Regions from separate parts of the Homo sapiens genome. Here region 1 is linked to region 2. Evidence: read pairs that join two places in POLR2A ChIA-PET (ENCODE). Cell type or tissue: A673. All regions are shown on one strand. Links, peaks and the distances in the headings refer to the core of each region. The heading gives the core; the rest is flanking DNA. Region 1 overlaps ZNF532 (zinc finger protein 532). Region 2 holds the start of GRP (gastrin releasing peptide).

What was found. ChIA-PET counts read pairs that join two places held together with the same protein. Peaks named below come from ENCODE experiments on the same cell type or tissue, not always from the same donor. Only the 100,000 strongest peaks of a DNase experiment are listed, where the experiment ranks them.
Region 1: POLR2A ChIA-PET joins it to region 2 with 7 read pairs; 1 of 35 experiments calls an interaction of 5 or more read pairs at or near these places.

Annotation. Positions count from the first base shown.
Region 1 is chr18:58,874,756-58,883,084 of GRCh38, reverse strand. The region is part of intron 2 of ZNF532 (zinc finger protein 532); the gene reads right to left. Among named protein-coding and RNA genes, the nearest start is that of ZNF532, 14 kb to the right of the region's middle. In A673, for the core only: no CTCF peak of the experiment used is centred there; no DNase peak of the experiment used is centred there; H3K27ac peaks cover 273 bases.
Region 2 is chr18:59,215,421-59,223,749 of GRCh38, reverse strand. It overlaps GRP (gastrin releasing peptide), which reads right to left and starts at 3,592. Exons shown (of 3, transcript NM_002091.5): 1 at 3,346-3,592. The coding sequence starts at 3,484. RefSeq lists an enhancer at 3,758-4,372. In A673, for the core only: CTCF peaks have their summits at 3,418 and 3,629; DNase peaks (open chromatin) are centred at 454, 2,328 and 3,719; H3K4me3 peaks cover 3,845 bases; H3K27ac peaks cover 3,273 bases.

The sequences.
Region 1 (8,329 bases), core at 193-8,192, 340 kb after region 2:
TTTTCATTAATTTCATCAAAGACACCAACAGCTTGGAAGAATATTTACCCAGGAATGTTCCTCCTGTTACTAAACTTTCCACCCAAGAAAGGGGAAGAAGGGGTTCTACAGTCTAGGAATTTGAGAAATGTTAGATTAAATACACACACACACAGCCTGATTTCTTTTCTCAAGGCTTCTCAGAACTTTCCAGAGCTAACATGAACCTCCAATGTGAATCTTCAAAGTGGGAATCCAGGGCTTTAGCATTACCCAAGCTTATCTGATGCTGGAATCTTTCAGGATGAGATATCTCTGGGACAAACGTAAAGCTGGGTTTAAGAAATTATTCTCTTTGGAGACTGGGGATGGTGTCTCACACCTCTAATCACAACACTTTAAGAGGTCAAGATGGGAGGATCACTTGAGGCCAGGAGTTTGAGACCAGCCCAAGCAACAAAGCAAGACCCCATCTCTACAAAAAATAAAAATAATAATTAGCCAGGAATGGTGTTGCACACCTGCAGTCTCAGCTACTTGGGAGGTTGAGACAGGAGGATTGCTTGAGCCTACAGGTTCAAGGCTGCCATGAGCGGAGATCAGATCACTGCACTCCAGCCTAGGCAACAGAGCAAGACCCTGCCTCTTAAAAATATATTCTCTTTAGGAACTGGTTTTAGGAAACAGGCATGCATCCTATAGTTATCATGTGAGGGAGGTGCTTCCAGCCCATTTTCCTGACAACTCTAACTCCATGCTTTTCTTGGCAGTACTTCCTCTCCAGACACACCTCTGCATCAACCCAAGATGACTTAAGGAAAGAACAAGTTAACAAATCTCCAAATATGGAGGGAGAGCAAGAATGAAGTATTTCTAAAGAGACTCCACCTAAAGTTTCATGCCATAGAAATGATTATAAAAACTATGTTCCCAGCTTGGGCAACATTGTGAAACCCCGTCTCTACTAAAAACTGAAAAATCAGCCACACATGGCAGCGTGCACCTAATAGTCCCAAGCTACGCAGGAGGCTGAGGTGGGAGGATCACCTGAGCCCGGGAGGCAGAGGTTGCAGTAAGCTGAGATTGCACCACTGTACCCCAGCCTAAGAGACGGAGCAAGACCCTGTCTCAAAAAATAAAAAATAAAAAACCTTGTTTGATGGTTCTGGAAGTATTTCCAAAAAGAAGCTATTTGTATTGTAAAATGCACACAAGTAGGCACACATAGATACTGTAAAGGAAAAACAATGAATAAAAGCAGCACAAGATCTCTTAATGTTTATGGACATTGAGTAGCTACAGCCACATCAGTCTCCTGAAGCAAGAAATGCCTCATGGCTCTTGACAATAGGAGAAATACTGGTTGACCTAGCAGTGGCTTTGAACGTCAAAGATATCTGAGCCTGACACCAATTAGCTATAAAAATGACACCTATAAACCACAGGACACTGTAGGTGATTTAAAGCATGGGCTTTCTATAAGACAAACTGAGGTGAGCTCTGCCTTTTAGAAGTTACAAAATTCTAACCAAGTGACTTAACTTCCATAGGTGATAACAAGACAGATGTCCTCAAAACTTACAACAACCACATGCAATATGATAAACAGCATCCTCAACTTGCGTGCCCCTTGCAGACACACAACCCAGCAAGGTCTTTTAAGAAGTAAAACAGGCTGGGTGCAGTGGCTCATGCGTGTAATCCCAGCACTTTGGGAGGCCGAGGCAGGATCAGCTGAGGTCAGGAGTTCAAGACCAGCCTGGCCAACATGGTGAAACCCCGTCGTCTCTACTAAAAATACAAAAAATTAGCTGGGCTTGGTGGCAGGCCCCTGTAATCCCAGCTACTTGGAAGGCTGAGGCAGGAGAATCACTTGAACCCAGGAGGCAGAGGTTGCAGTGAATCACTTGAAGGAGGCAGAGGCTGCAGTGAACCGAGATCACGCCACTGCACTCCAGCCCGGGCGACAGAGCGAGACTCTGTCTCAAAAAAAAAAAAGAAAAAAAGAAAAAAGAAGCAAAACAGATGCAGAACAGATTCTTCCTATCTTCAGTGACCTGAAATTAGACCACTGTGTAACCAAATATGTTATAGCTCAATTTGAAACTTCAAGTGAAGTCAGTAATATCCTAACATTCAAGATTAGAAGAGAATTTTTTTAAAATTCTGAGCCATCTAAATCAAAAGCAGTAAAGCCTAATCACAGTATTACATCAAGTGCTAAACTATGTGCTTAATCTTTTCCAAAATTAACATTGGCCAGATAAACCAGACTTGCATTTTGCCAGATATATACCTCTGAGGGGCCCCAAACATACACACACACACACAGACGCGCGCGCGTGCGCGCGCGCCTATGAGAGGGCTCAAATATACATCTATGTACCTATAAAAGACCCTGAACTTTAGGTTTGAACAATTCCACCAGTCATTTGGCCAAATTTCCTACCTTCAGTGTCTCAGTCCAACAATTATTCAGACAACAAGCATTTGCTATGCATTTATGGAGCTAATACTGCAAGCTAGACATACTGTTTTTGCAATTTCTGAGTAAAGAGAAAACAGAAAAAAGATTCACTTTCCACACTCAAAAGAGCTCATCCACTCTGGCAATTGTATTAAAGAACGGTAAAGGTTACAGACTTCAGGGTGAGAAAGATCCGGGTACAAATGCCAACTCCAACTTAGCCTTGGCATATCCATTAACCTCTCTGAGCCTCAAGTTCCTCAGGAATAAAGTGGGATAATAAGATGACCCACTTTTCGGCACTGCTCTGAGGCCTAACGACTTAGATCTCAAAATGGCTCCAAATAAACAGAGTTTCCCTAGCTGCATTCTACCAAGGTGACCAAGTCACCCGTTAGCTCATCTTCACTGCAACTCTTGCTTTTCATCATTTCTTAACAAACAAGTGTCTATCGAGCCAGACAGCTATGCTCAGCGGCCTCTGCACACTTTCTTCTCCTGGTAAGTGTTCCCACCATTCCCTCTCTGGATCACCTTTCTTTTTTGTCCAACTCCATCCCTCTCTTTTTTCACACTTCCACCAAAACATCTTTTTCAGAACCTCTATTTGGATCCAATCCTTCCCTTTTTTGTATTCATCCTGTCCTTGCCCCTAGAATCCACGTAAGCATGTCAGAAAACAGTGTTAAAAGTTAAGGACACAAATCCAATTTACTTACAGGTAAGTTCCTTTCTCACAATAATGAATTAAGGCAAAGCTACAAACTACACCCCCAAAACAGTACAGTCAAGTAACAACTCTGTGCTCAAGGCTGTAAGGAGAACAGACGAAAGACGGAATGAACGAAGGAAAATCCACCCCTACCACTGAAAAAAACAATCGTTGGCCAACAGTGTTGTTTTTAATGTATGAACAAGAGTACATGCTATAGAAAAAGGCAGCTGCCAACAGCCGGGCATGGTGGCTCACTCCTGTAATCCCAGCGCTTTGGGAGGCTGGGGCAGGTGGCTCACAATGTCAGGAGTTCGAGACCAGCCCAGCCAACATGATGAAACCCTGTCTCTACTAAAAATACAAAAATATTAGCCGGGCGTGGTGGCAAGCACCTGTAATCTCAGCTACTTGGGAGGCTGAGGCAAGAGAATCCGGGAGGCGGAGGCTGCAGCGAGCCGAGACTGTGCCACTGCACTCCAGCCTGGGCAACAGAGCGAGACTCCCTCTCAAAAAAAATGAAAAAGGCAGTCGCCACTTGCATTGTCTTTTTGCCGCCAGCTTTTACACTTACCCAATAAACATGCATAGCTCACTTCTCATTGACTCTACTCATTTAATTAATTGTTTTGCCAATGTCTGAACAAAGATTTTTTTCTCACAATGACATTCTCTAGAAAGCATCGCATTTTACAATGAGGAACGCCTTGGCCAGACACAAGAGACGCTAATGTATCAGATTTGCCTCTATGGCTCCTACTGTAGCAGGCCCCGCCGGGCGTGCCTCACAACCCCACTGGCCACCTTCACTAAAGGCTACTGTCACCTATTTAGGGCTAAGAACAAGAACAACCTGCCCTCCACAGCTGATTAGACCAGGCCCAGTGAGATTTTTGGCCTTGAGAACTGCAAGTAGGACAGAGGACTACAGGTGATGTCCACTAGTATTTAAAATGAGGACATGGAGACACAGGAGCTGTGGAACAGCATTGTTTGCCCATGTGTATAGGAAAGAAGTTCTACTAAGGGGGAAGCAAAAGAGACAACCAAGGGCATGTGGTCCTCAAAAGAATGCGGAGTAAGCTTAGTGCAAGATGACGCTTGAGTTCTTGATGTCAGGTCCTCCTGACAGCTGCTAACCCTGGGCCTCAGAATGAGCTGCCTTTCTTACTGCATAGCTTGATCATGTCCTACAAATCATGCAAACTCTAAACAATCTAGTCTTTCAGAGCCTTCTCGTATGAACTTTGCCAGGCAAGGAGCTACTGCCTCTCCCAATGCACACCCCTCACCTCAGCCACCTGGGCCACGGGGGCCCTTAGTCACCACTCCACGTGAAGGCTGGGTGAAGTTGGCTCCACTTCAGGCTGCAGTTATCCAGTGATCACTGGAACTGGTAGCTCATATGGTCTTCATTCATTCACCAACTCACTCATTCATTCCATGGTAGTCCTTCAGGGGGGCCTCTCCTATCAGCACCACAGATCACAGATCTTTCGGACTGCCGACTCCTGCCATCATGCACTTGTGCATGGCCATCTGTCCTGCATCTGTATGTGTTCCCGTCCTTGCCTATTTCACCGGACTTGTGCCCATCATCTTTGGCCTTCTGATGTCCTCTGAAGGTCTACCTGCCCAGTGGTTTTTTTTCGTTTTGTTTTTTTTGTTTTTTGAGATGGAGTCTTGCTCTGTCGCCCAGGCTGGAGTGCAGTGGCTCAATCTCAGCTCACTGCAACTCCTGCCTCCCAGGTTCAAGTGATTCTCCTGACTCAGCCTCCCGAGTAGCTGGGAATACAGGTGCATGCCACCACACCTAGCTACTTTTTGTCATTTTAGTAGAGACTGGGTTTCACCATGTTGGCCAGACTGGTCTCGAACTCCTGACCTCTATTGATCTGCCCACCTCAGCCTCCCAAAGTGCTGGGATTACAGGTGTGAGCCACCATGCCCAGCCAACCTGCCCAGTCTCTGACTCTTTAACTTACCCTGACTCTTGGCATGCTATGGCAACATTCTGCCCTAGCTACATTCTAAACTCACCCCCCAACTGTGACTAACTTCCATAGTTCCACTTCCTTAATCCAGGGCTGGCCCCACAGCCTTGACCATCCTTAGGACACACCCAACCTTGTCCCTATTCTTCCAAACCCCACTCCACTCCCCTTCCAACAATCTGTGATTCCATAAGGGCCACACTCACAGGCCCAGAGCCGATACTGTCACCATGCCAGGCACAGGATTCTGCACAGCACAGGGAGTTGACAGACTTAGCCAACGATTAATAAATCCAATTCAATGTGCCAGATTCATATAACACAGAACTCTCAGTGCCCAGATGTCCAGTAAGATCTAAATTTCAACTAGAATTTCTGTGAAATGGCAGACTTTCTTGTAGAGAGATGGGGAAGTTAAAACTGAACTCATGCAACAGACATTTATTTATTGCTATAGCTGATTTAATCAATGTGCCTTCCCAAAGTAAAATAAACCCACTAAGTAAAATTCTCCAGTCTCTTACATAAGAGTTTAAACATATAACACAGTGAACTCCTTCCTGCAACTCAATCTCCTGTTTGGTCCAGGCCCCAAGGCAACCTTCCCCAGGACAGCTTCACCCAAGGACCCAATGGAGGCTGTCTCCATCACGTGCTGGAGAGGTGATGTGACTAGCCGTTTTCCAACACTGCTACATGAAGTGGCTCTTCTAACCCCCATTCTAAGGAAAACTCCCAAGTCACCTCTATTCCTCATCAGGCAAGGGGGCAGAAACGGTGGCAAGCTAACTGCCTTCAGTCCGCATCTCTCACTGGATACTGAATCCGTGAACCAAACACAGTCACTTTTCTTTTCTGCTTTTTTTTTTTCTCGAGACAAGGTCTCACTCTGTTGCCCAGGCTGAAGTGCAGTAGTGTGATCCTAGCTCACTGCAGCCTCTAACTCCTGGGCTCAAGTGATCCTCTTGCCTCAGTCTCCTAAGTAGCTAGGACTACGGGTGCACACCACCACAGCCAGCTAATTTTATTTCTTGTAGAGACGGGGTTTACCATGTTGCCCAGGCTGGTCTCAAACTCTTGGCCTCAAGTGATCTTCCCACCTCAGCCTCAGCCTCCCGAAGTGCTGGGATTACAGGCGTGAGCCATTGCACTAGGCCCAAAGTCACTTGTCTGTGCTGACCTAAGGCCTGACAGTCTTCATGAAGTCATAACAGGCACCTTTGCCCCATCTCCTGGATGCAATCACAATATTAAAATTCTTTTCCATCTGATCCGACTACAAGTGTCAAAGGGATCACAATATCAAAGGTGGAGTAATGCAGAAATGTAGGGAGAGGAATAAACCCCGGATCCATTCAGATCCTGAGTACTCAGAAATTAGCATTCATGCCAGAACTGGGCATCTGTGATCAAAAAAAACAGTCCTGGCCCCCATGTCTGCTCCCTGCTAGCATCACATGCCAAGCTAGAGGGTAAGTCCCTGTGGTGTCAGGGAAGGCCTGGAGAATCTTATCGCTTTGGAAGCAGAGAGGAAGCAGGTCCGAGACCAAGGGAGGAGCAGAGAGCCTTGCTACTCAGAGCGTGACAGGCCATGAACCAGCAGGGTCAATGGCACCAGGAGGCTACTTAGAAATGCAGTCTTGGGCCCATCCCAGCCCTACAGAATCATTATCTGTATTTTAACAAGATCCCCAAGTGAGGCTGGGCGCGGTGGCTCACGCCTGTAATCCCAGCACTTTGGGAGGCCGAGGCAGGCGGATCACGAGGTCAGGAGATCGAGACCATCCTGGCTAACACGGTGAAACCCCGTCTCTACTAAAAAATACAAAAAAAATAGCCGGGCATGGTGGCGGGGGCCTGTAGTCCCAGCTACTCGGGAGGCTGAGGCAGGAGAATGGCATGAACCCGGGAGGCAGAGCTTGCAGTGAGTCGAGATCGCGCCACTGCACTCCAGCCTGGGCGACAGAGCGAGACTCTGTCTCAAAAAAAAAAAAAAAAAAAGATCCCCAAGTGATTTGTATGCAAACTAAAGTGTGAGAAATACACTCTAGACGACAAGGGCTCCCGAGAGGTACGGAACACCAGCAGCAAACTGGAGCTTTTACACGGAAAAGATGTACAAAGTGGTAGAAACAGAAAAGAATTTCAAAGCTGGCCAGACCCTGGTTCAAATCTAGGGTCGATCACCTACTAGTGGAGCATTCTTCAGCTGGTCACTCAAGCTGTGAGTCTCAACAGGAATGTGAAGTATAACCTTACAGGGGACAGTAAGTATAAGGCATCCAGCACACAGCAAACCTGTGATTAATACTGGTTCCCTTTCCATAATGAAGCAAACACCAACCCAGTGTGGCTGTGTAGACCTGTGATGGAGACAGGTGAATTAGGAACACCTGAGAGAGAAAAAGGGGCCAAACTAGCACTATCTTTGTTAACAGAAGGAGAGACTCAATGTTATCAACAAATATGAATACTGCAGGGCACCAGAAAAATTTCATTGCTAAATTTATTTGAATGTCCACCCACCATTCCAGAACAGCATTGTCCAAGGGAAGTATAACAAAAGCCACATATCTAGTTTTACATTTTCTAGCAGTCATATTTTAAAAATAGGAAAAAAAGGACTTGGCACAGTGGCTCATGCCCATAATCCCAACACTTTGGGAGCCTGAGTGGGAAAGATCACTTGAGTCCAGAAGTTTGAGACCAGCCTGGGCAACACAGCAAGACACTCATCTCCAGGAAAAAAAAGTTTTAATTTTTTGAAAAAGAGAAAAAAAGGGGGGGGAAAGGTGAAATAGCCAAAATGTTATGAATTCAACATGTAATCAATATAAAAAACAAGATATTCTGTTTTTTTTCATTACATCTTCAAAACCTGATATGTATCTTATACTTACAGCTTATTTCAATTAGGATTTGCCATATTTCAAGTGCTCAGTAGTCATATGTGGCTAGTGGCTACCACACTACTGAACAGAGTAGTTCCAGAAATAAAATAATTATTCATAGATCCTTCTCCACTCACCCTTCTATCACCCCCAAATCCCAGTGTGCAGAATATAAGTATCTAGGCATGGTCAAACAAACATGGGAAGCGAAGTGCCGGGGGAAAGGGTCAGAATATAGGCTTTTGCTAACCTGGCATATTTTCACCATCAAGTTTTGTTTTGTTTT
Region 2 (8,329 bases), core at 148-8,147:
TGATGCATTTGACTTTATTTATATGGAGGAAATTAAATCATGATGGTTGGAAGGCAGGATTAGAATCCTGATACTCCCAGTGATGACCTAGATCACCTTGCCCTTCTAACTGACTATCATCTAGTTAGAATGCTGGAAATGAGAAAGAGTTATTGCCAGTAAAACAGAGAAGTGATGCAGATATCACACATAAGAACCTCATTTTTGTCATGCCTGAATAATTTTGTGGACTTTTCTAAAATGGGAGGAGAAAGTTATTCTCCATTCTGTGATTGTACTAACTTTCAGTACTTGCATATATGGGGAATGTGTGGGGATCAGTTCTTTATCTCTAGTTCCATAGACTGGTTGCTAAGGAGAGCACGCTATCTGTAACATCCCAGGGAAGTACACATTCCCTGGGTCCAGTTTTGCTTTTGAGCTAGTGACTGTCAACCAAATCGTCATCTCCATGGCAACATGGATGATACGCCCACTTCCACCTCTTCTCCCAACATCATCTGTCAAGTGCCCATATCATAATAATGGAAACCTCACCATAGACAAAAGACAGGCACTTGAAAAAATAAAACCTTGATCAGAGAAAAAAAGAGCTTTTGTTCTTTTTATTAATCATTTAAAGATACTACTAAAGGGAAGGTTTGAAACAGAAATGAATAAGACATAGATGAAAGTGTTGAGTACTACTAAGAAGTAGTATTTTTGGACCCACACTTAAATTCTATTCCACAGTTTCTGGGGCCATAACAAGCCATTCTGCAGTGGAATACTGGTATTTCCAAATTCAACCTTCTGGGATATGTCTCACGTCCAAGTTAGAACCACAGTTAGGAGCATTTCATGGGTGCACAGGGAATAGTAGCCAGTATAAGTGTTGTCATATATTTTCATCACACAAACAAAACATTTCCACGAACATCAAGCCAGATAAAAATTTGTTAAGTTTTCAAGCTGTTAACCTTTTTTCCATTGCTGCACCATGCTTCTCTCAGCTAGAAGAAGCAATTTACTTACCAAGCCTGTAAATGTGTGCTGACAGCATCCTCATGGACAGCAGCATGTAGCTTTGGTTTTATATAATTAAAACTAAACTACATGTCTTTGGTGATTGAAGAGGATAAGCATTTTCTTGAGATAACTGAAAGCTAAATTTGAAGTGTAACATCATTCATCCTTGTCAATGCTCATATTCCAACAGAGGGCATGTTACTCAAAGCAAACGTTTTCTCAACCGCAAGGTAATTTTAGGCTAAAATGTGAGTTTCTACTTCACCTCCCTCTTTCCCTTGCTCCTCCTCAACTCTGCACAGTTATCAAAGGGAGAGAAAAAAGTGCATTTGAGAATAAATATGAAAATGGTATTTGGGGTCACCACTGGTTGGTATTCTTTTGGGTTAGGAATGCTCAAGTACCACTATGAAGGGCAATTAAACGGCAGACACCCTAAATACCTGGAGACAGATGTTCTGCGGAACTACAGCAAATCAAGATTGGCTTGACTTGCACCAGAAATAACACGATGCCACTCCCCAGTTAACTCTATTGTCCTCCTTTGGGCCTGCAAGCGTTACCTAATAATAAGCTTTATTAGTGCAATAATATAGATGAGTACAAAGAGATTGGGAATCCAGAACTTTCATTCCATCTTTCCAGCCCCATTGGCTGGTGGCTGGGCCAGATAATGGCCACTTGATCTAAGCTCCCAGAAGCCCTCTTTAAGAAGCATCAATTCTAAGTTTGGATTCTTCAACACCTGCTAAGCATCCTTCATTCTTGAAATGGAGGGTTTTTCAGCTTCACCCATTCCAACCTCTCCTCTCCACACCAGACTGCTGGGTTCCTCCTGTCCCTCAGCGATCACACATCCTCTCATCTCTGGAACTGTCAAGACTTGGCAAATGATTATTTTAGCAACAGTGGAAACCACTCTATTGCAGCCCAAAGATCTCGACTTCCCTCACAAAAGCACACACGACACAGACGAGCTGAGGAAGCAACAGTTCCAGTCCCACTCCTTCCCCCAAATTATTTATCTTCTATCAAGATTTGTGAATCAGCCGATATATGAATTAGCAAGTACTTGTTCAACACACCGTTCCCCAGCGCCCGTTCTAAGTAGATGGCTAAGGAAATACACACACACACACACACACAGAGACACACACACACAGAGACACACACACATACACACTCTTAAATCTCTTCAGGGATTAACCAGCTTCCCAAGAAGCTGGTTGGGGTTGTTGTAGTTGGCTTTTGTGGGGCGGGTAGGTGGGGGAGTGAGGAAGTTGGACGCTCTGCGTTTGCTGGAAGCTATGCTCGGCGACGCCGAGAGCCCTGGGGTGATGCTGGGTGAGCCGAGGCTGCCAGGCGCTTCCTGCCTCCCAGCTGAGCGAAAGCAGCGAGTGCGCGCAGGGCGGAATCCTGACCCCACCCGCAGGCGCCCTCCGCACCCGCAGCGCGGCCGTCCTCTCCGCCTGGGTTCTAGGGGCCATGGCGAGGGAGCCTCCAAGCCGGTGCCTAGAGAGCAGGACCTGTTGCAGAGGGAATGGGAAAGGAGCGAGGGGAAAGGGCGAAGTCGTGGGTCAAGAAGGGCGGAGAAAGAGCGGAGCTCAGAGGGGCAGAGAGATCGGGATGAGCTTGGAGAGCAGGCGAGATTCCCCAAGCTCAGAGCCTGCTGGCTGGAAAGAGGGAGGGCAAAAGGGCAGGGAAAAGAATATCGCTGCAAAGCGAAGAGAAGGACTGAGGAAACTCCAGAGAGTCACAGACAGGCGGGATTCAGGGCACTGCGCACTGAACAGATGTGAAACCCGGGGCGGGAGCGCTGCACCCTAGGTCCCCACACCTGTGGCTTTGCGGGGAGCATAGGCGCAGCTTAGATTTCAGCCCATGCCAGTCGCTGTTGAGGCCACCGAGCTGGACCAGGGTTCTGAGATGCTTTCAAGGGACAACGCTCCCCAAGATTATTCTAGGAGAGTACCGTGCCAGACAGGTTGAGACTAGGCGGACAAAAGGAGATGTAGGATGGGCGCAGAGGGAAGGTGATCTGCACCGGGGTTGGCTGTTGGGAGCTCGGGTGCCCTGGGGAAGACAGGCTGGAAGCGAGCGGGAAAGGATCAGCGGACCAGCCTGCGGCTGACTAGGGACTCATGGGCTCCCTAGAATGGGGAAAGGTGGGGTGGAGTTTTAGGAGAACGGGGAAGGTGTTTGCCGATAGAAAGGTCACAACAAACCCAGCTCCCAAAGCTGGGCCAGGGAAACGCAAAGAAATGGGGAGACAGGTCCCCTCCGGCTGGCTGATCCAGAGGAGGACAAGCGCGCGGCTCCCGCGGCCAGGACACTCACCCACCGCCCAGTGGTTGCCGCGCGGGTACATCTTGGTCAGCACGGTCCCTCCGCCCGCAGGCAGCGGGACCGCTCGCCCCCGGGGCGCCAGGCAGAGGACCAGCGCCAGCAGGACCAGCGGGAGCTCACGGCCGCGCATGGTCCCGACGGGAAGCCCTTGGAGCGCGCCGGAGAGGCTGGGAAGAGCAGAGACTGGTGACCCGGACCTCGGAGGAGCTCCGCCGCCGCAGCCGCTGGTGCTACTGCTGCGGCCTCCACTAGGGCCCCTACTTTATATGGAAGCCCGGGCGGGGGGGCTGGGGGGCTCTTCTATCGCGGACCAGAGCGCTCTGACGTCTCCCTATAGCTAACCGGGGCGCTGGGACGCCCGGTCCGGAAAACCATCCATCTCCCCGCCGAGTGATGAAAAGGCTGAGTGTACATTGCCCCCTCTTTTTTCCTCGTAGCCCCGTCCGCCTTCCCCACATCGGATTAATTCCTCCGGTCCTCGACGCCTTCCATCCAACACAATTTAGTGAACTCCTCCCTCTCCAGGCTCGCCGGCGCCTCCAGCCTTAGCTGCCTTGAGAGTCCTGGAGAGGGCGACCCCGCTGCCTGATCTGGGCCGGGAGGGGTGGGGGGTGTAGCTGGAGACGGGTGAGCTCTAAAGATGGATGGGCTTTGCTGGAGGGATTTGGAACCACCATTTGAAGGCCTTCTGATTCTCCAGACCTTTCTCTTCGTAGGCCACATCTTTGCTGTCCCAGCCCATAGATTTTGGAACCTTGCCTCCTTGCAGATCTCTCTCTCTTTTTCTGGACCTTGCCTCTTTCTTGCAGATCTCCTCCCCTCCTCTCCCCTCCTCTCCCCTCCTCTCCCCTCCCTTCCCCTCCTCTCCCCTCCTCTCCCCTCCCTTCCCCTCCTCTCCACTCCCATACCCTCCCCTCCCCTCCACTCCCCTTCTCTCTTCTCCTCCCCTTCCCATCCCTCTCTCTCTCCCCTCCTCCCCAATCTCTCTCTCTCTCTGTCTCTCTCTCCCCCTCTGCTGCCCTCCACCTTAAGGTTAAGGGCAGTATCCTTAACCCACCTGGTATTCCCAGGCAGCTCTGCCCACTTGTATGGCAAGACAGAAGATAGCTGGCCCTTTTCACAAGCATGCAACTTCCATGGAATAGAGAAAGAAACTGCTTTATGCCAGTTTCCCTAGGCTGCCTCTACCTGAAAGCTCAAACTGTCCCTAAACTGCCACATACACACCCCTCTAGAGTTGCTCAACGTTCCTCTGCTCCTTCTGTTCTCAGATCTAAAGAATGGTCACCAGCCCAATCCCCGAGGTTCTAAATACCATGGATACAAAGGGGATCAGCACCATAGCAATGCAACAATAAATAGAAGCTGGTAGGATGCTGTTGCCCACGTTTTGGCTGCCAGAGTTGGCCGTGTGGTTGGAATAGGTGAGGTCTATTCCTCCTCAAATGCTTGTTAATTGCCTCCCTGTTGGGTCTTTAGTGTTCCATGTCAACATGGTGTTGATATTGATATATTGATATTGATAAAGTTGAAAACATACACTTGTGTCTGAGTATCTGCTGATTCAATACATTCTTCTTCTTCTTTTTTTTTTTTTTTTTTTTTTGAGACAGAGTCTTGCTCTGTCACCCAGACTGGAGTGCAATGGCGTAATCTGGGCTCACTGCAACCTCTGCCTTCCCGGCTCAAGTGATTCTCCTGTCTCCGCCTGTGGAGTAGCTGACATCACAGGCATGCACCACCACGTCTGGCTAATTTTGTATTTTTAGTAGAGATGAGTTTTCACCATGTTGGCCAGGCTGGTCTTGAACTTCTGACCTCAAGTGAGCCGTGGCCTCCCAAAGTGCTGGGATTACAGGCATGAGCCACTGTGCTTGGTGTTCAATATATTCTTAAGTGATTACACACTCACATTGCATGACTGAGTACTCTTGGATCTGAAGAGTATTTTCATGCATGTGTCTGGGTCTAAGAGAAAAAAAGTCAATTTTAAGATCATTAATAGTTTGGTAGCCAACCAAATACAATAATACTATCCTCAGTGAGTGAGCTAAGTGAAAATCAAAAGAAAAAGGTCCACAGACTGGCCTGGGCTCCATCCCTCCCGGGTTCCCAGCCTCTCTGCATTCCGTTCCCAGGCTCTGTCAGTAGGCAAGTGTTCCATTGGCAGGCAACTGATCATCCCTAGGCGTGCTGCCTCCCACACAGTGAGCTTGCTTCAACACAGGGACTTGGTATTGTTCCTCTGTGTGTCTGCAGAGCACCTGGATCATAGTGGTGCTTGATAAGTATTTGGCGAATGAACAACAAACCTAAGAAATGCCCAGGTCTAAGAAATGCCTTCTGCAACCGTGGATCTTTGGAGGCGCATTAAACCCTTATCTCTCCAAATTAAGTTGTAGAAAAATGCTCTTTCTCTTTAGTTTAACCAAGATTATTTTAGAATCTTTCAAATGAAATCCTCCACCTCCTCCCATCCCCATGAAACTAAGGGGAAGCCACTGTAAAGACATTCAAGTGTAGAAATAATTGTTTAGAAAGCACAACACTTCTGCTAATTCAGGCAACACTGTTTCTTGTGTCCATTACACGCCAGGAGATACCTAGGCCCCTCCATTCACCTTAGCTCTTGCTCCAAGGCCACCCCAGCCTACAGGTTTCCTGCCTGCAGACTACGGCTGGGCCACATGACTTGCTGTAGCACCCTGTAAGGACAGCACCCATGTCATCTGGCTCGATACTGCCTCCACAGTGCCTGGCCCAGTCTTAGGCACAAAGATGGGACTCAAGAGATTTGAATCGATACATTGTCCTCCAGGAAAAGGAGGCTGAGTCCAAACTTCTAACCAGAAAAGACAGTGGACTGTTTCCAGTTAGAGAATGGAACCTTTGCATGTTTGATTCAGTTGATATGAATAAGCCCCAGTAGATCCTGGCTGGGTGTCCTCTCATACACCTCTTAAAATCCTCACTACAGACAGCTGGGTAAATATGATTAACCCCACTGACATAGTTAGGGGAAAGCTAAACTCTATGAGAAAGAGACCTTGCAATGCAATGACCCATTCAAAAGAGAAGTCTATTTCTCTTTTCTGTCCAGGGCAGGTGTTCCAGGTTGGCAGGCAGCTCTGTTCCACATTGATAATCAGAAACCTGGGTTCACACCACCTGGGGTCTCTACCATTCCCTACAGCAGCACTACTCAAAGGGCTGGCCTGCAGGGAGAGAAGGAGCTTGCATTAGAATGCAAGTCAATGTACGGCTTCCTTCATCGAGAGCATCTTGCTATGAAAAAAAAAAAAAGTCAGCTGTACTAAACAATGTGTGTAGAGATGTTATTGACTTGTGTCCTAGTACAAGATCTTTATCTCATTGTGGATGGGAAACAAATAGTTTGGGAGGAGCAGCTGGTCTATGGATCACATGTGATGAGCACTTTCCTATCTGTCTGCATAGCTTGGGTTGCAGGTGCCAAAAAGGGGAAGATGGAGGAGGCACGCCCGCTCTCTTAATACACCAGCCAAAATGAAGCATTTATCTCTTCTGCTCGTGTTTCATTAGTAAAAAGTCAACCACATGGTCATAGCTAACTGCAAGAGAGATTGGGGGTTGCAGTCTTAATAATCAGTTATGCCTGGCTCTGATTGCATCACTGTGGAAGAAAGAGTCCATGGAGTTTGACGGATAGCTGAGAAACTCTACCAGAACCAACCTAGTGCCTGATATTCCATGATTTATGCTGTGACCTTTTAGCTCAGTGACCATGGATAGTTCATCACCGAGTGCACTTGTAAAATTATTTTATCCCATGGAGCTCAGGGGTATTTTGTGATTTGGGGGTTTGTTTTTGTTTTGAGACAAGCTCTCCCTCTGTTGCCCAGACTGGAGTGCAGTGGTACAATCATGGCTCACTGCAGCCTTGACTTCCCGGACTCAAGTGATTCTCCCACCTCAGCCTTCTGAGTAGCTGACACTACAGGTGCATGCCACCATGGCTGGCTAGGTTTTGTATTTTTTGTGGAAATGGGGTTTCACCATGTTGTCCAGGCTGGTCTTGAACTCCTGGGCTCAAGCTATCCTCCCACCTTGGCCCTGCAAAGTGCTGGAGTTACAGGCGTGAGCTACCATGCATGGCTGAGTTCAGGCTTTGATGAGCTTTTAACTGTGCAACAGGCCATATATATTTAGATTTCCCATTTTTTTATTCATCAAAGACATAAGGAACTGTCTATCAATCAGAGCTTCTAATCAGGTTGAAATAACAAGCATCACCTCAGAGAGTCGATGTAATTCCAATATAAATCAATGAAACATTGCATTTTAGTTTCTTCATGGCTTTTTGAAATGTGCAAAACAGCTCATGCATCTCTACCATTGCTCTTAGGGGATTCCAGGCTGAGAGTCTCTGCTTAAGTTTAGTGGCTATTTTTGCCAAATGAAAATAGCTCTGTGAGGGGAAATACCTTAAGTTGTGACTGGCCATTTATATGTGGAGCCAGTGAAGGCTTTGAGGGCAGGTCTTGCTGCAGGGAGATGCTCCAAGATTCCCAGGTCCAGGCTGGAGTGAAGGAAGCAGAGCAAGATGGGGAATGATGGAGAACAAGGAAGCAGTGGTGAGGAGTTTAGGAGTCAGGCTGGCCTGGGTTCCAATTCCTCCTCTGCCATTTAGGAGCTATGATTGGCACCTCACTTAGCATGGGCATGTCAGTTTCATCATCTGTAAATTGAGCTGGTAATGCTTCCCTCCCTAGGGTGGTAGGACAGTTACATGAGATCATGTGTATCTATTGTCCAGCAGCTACTTATTCTTTAAATTAATAATAATGGGGAACTGTAATTAGGGCAGGCTAATTTCTGTATTAGATTGTGATTTTCAAGATAGCATCATTTTCTTGTTCAATGCCTAACCCAGTGTTGTGCTATTTAAGTCTCCTGAGAAGATCATACAAGTAATAGCTGCTGCTTAGTGAGTACT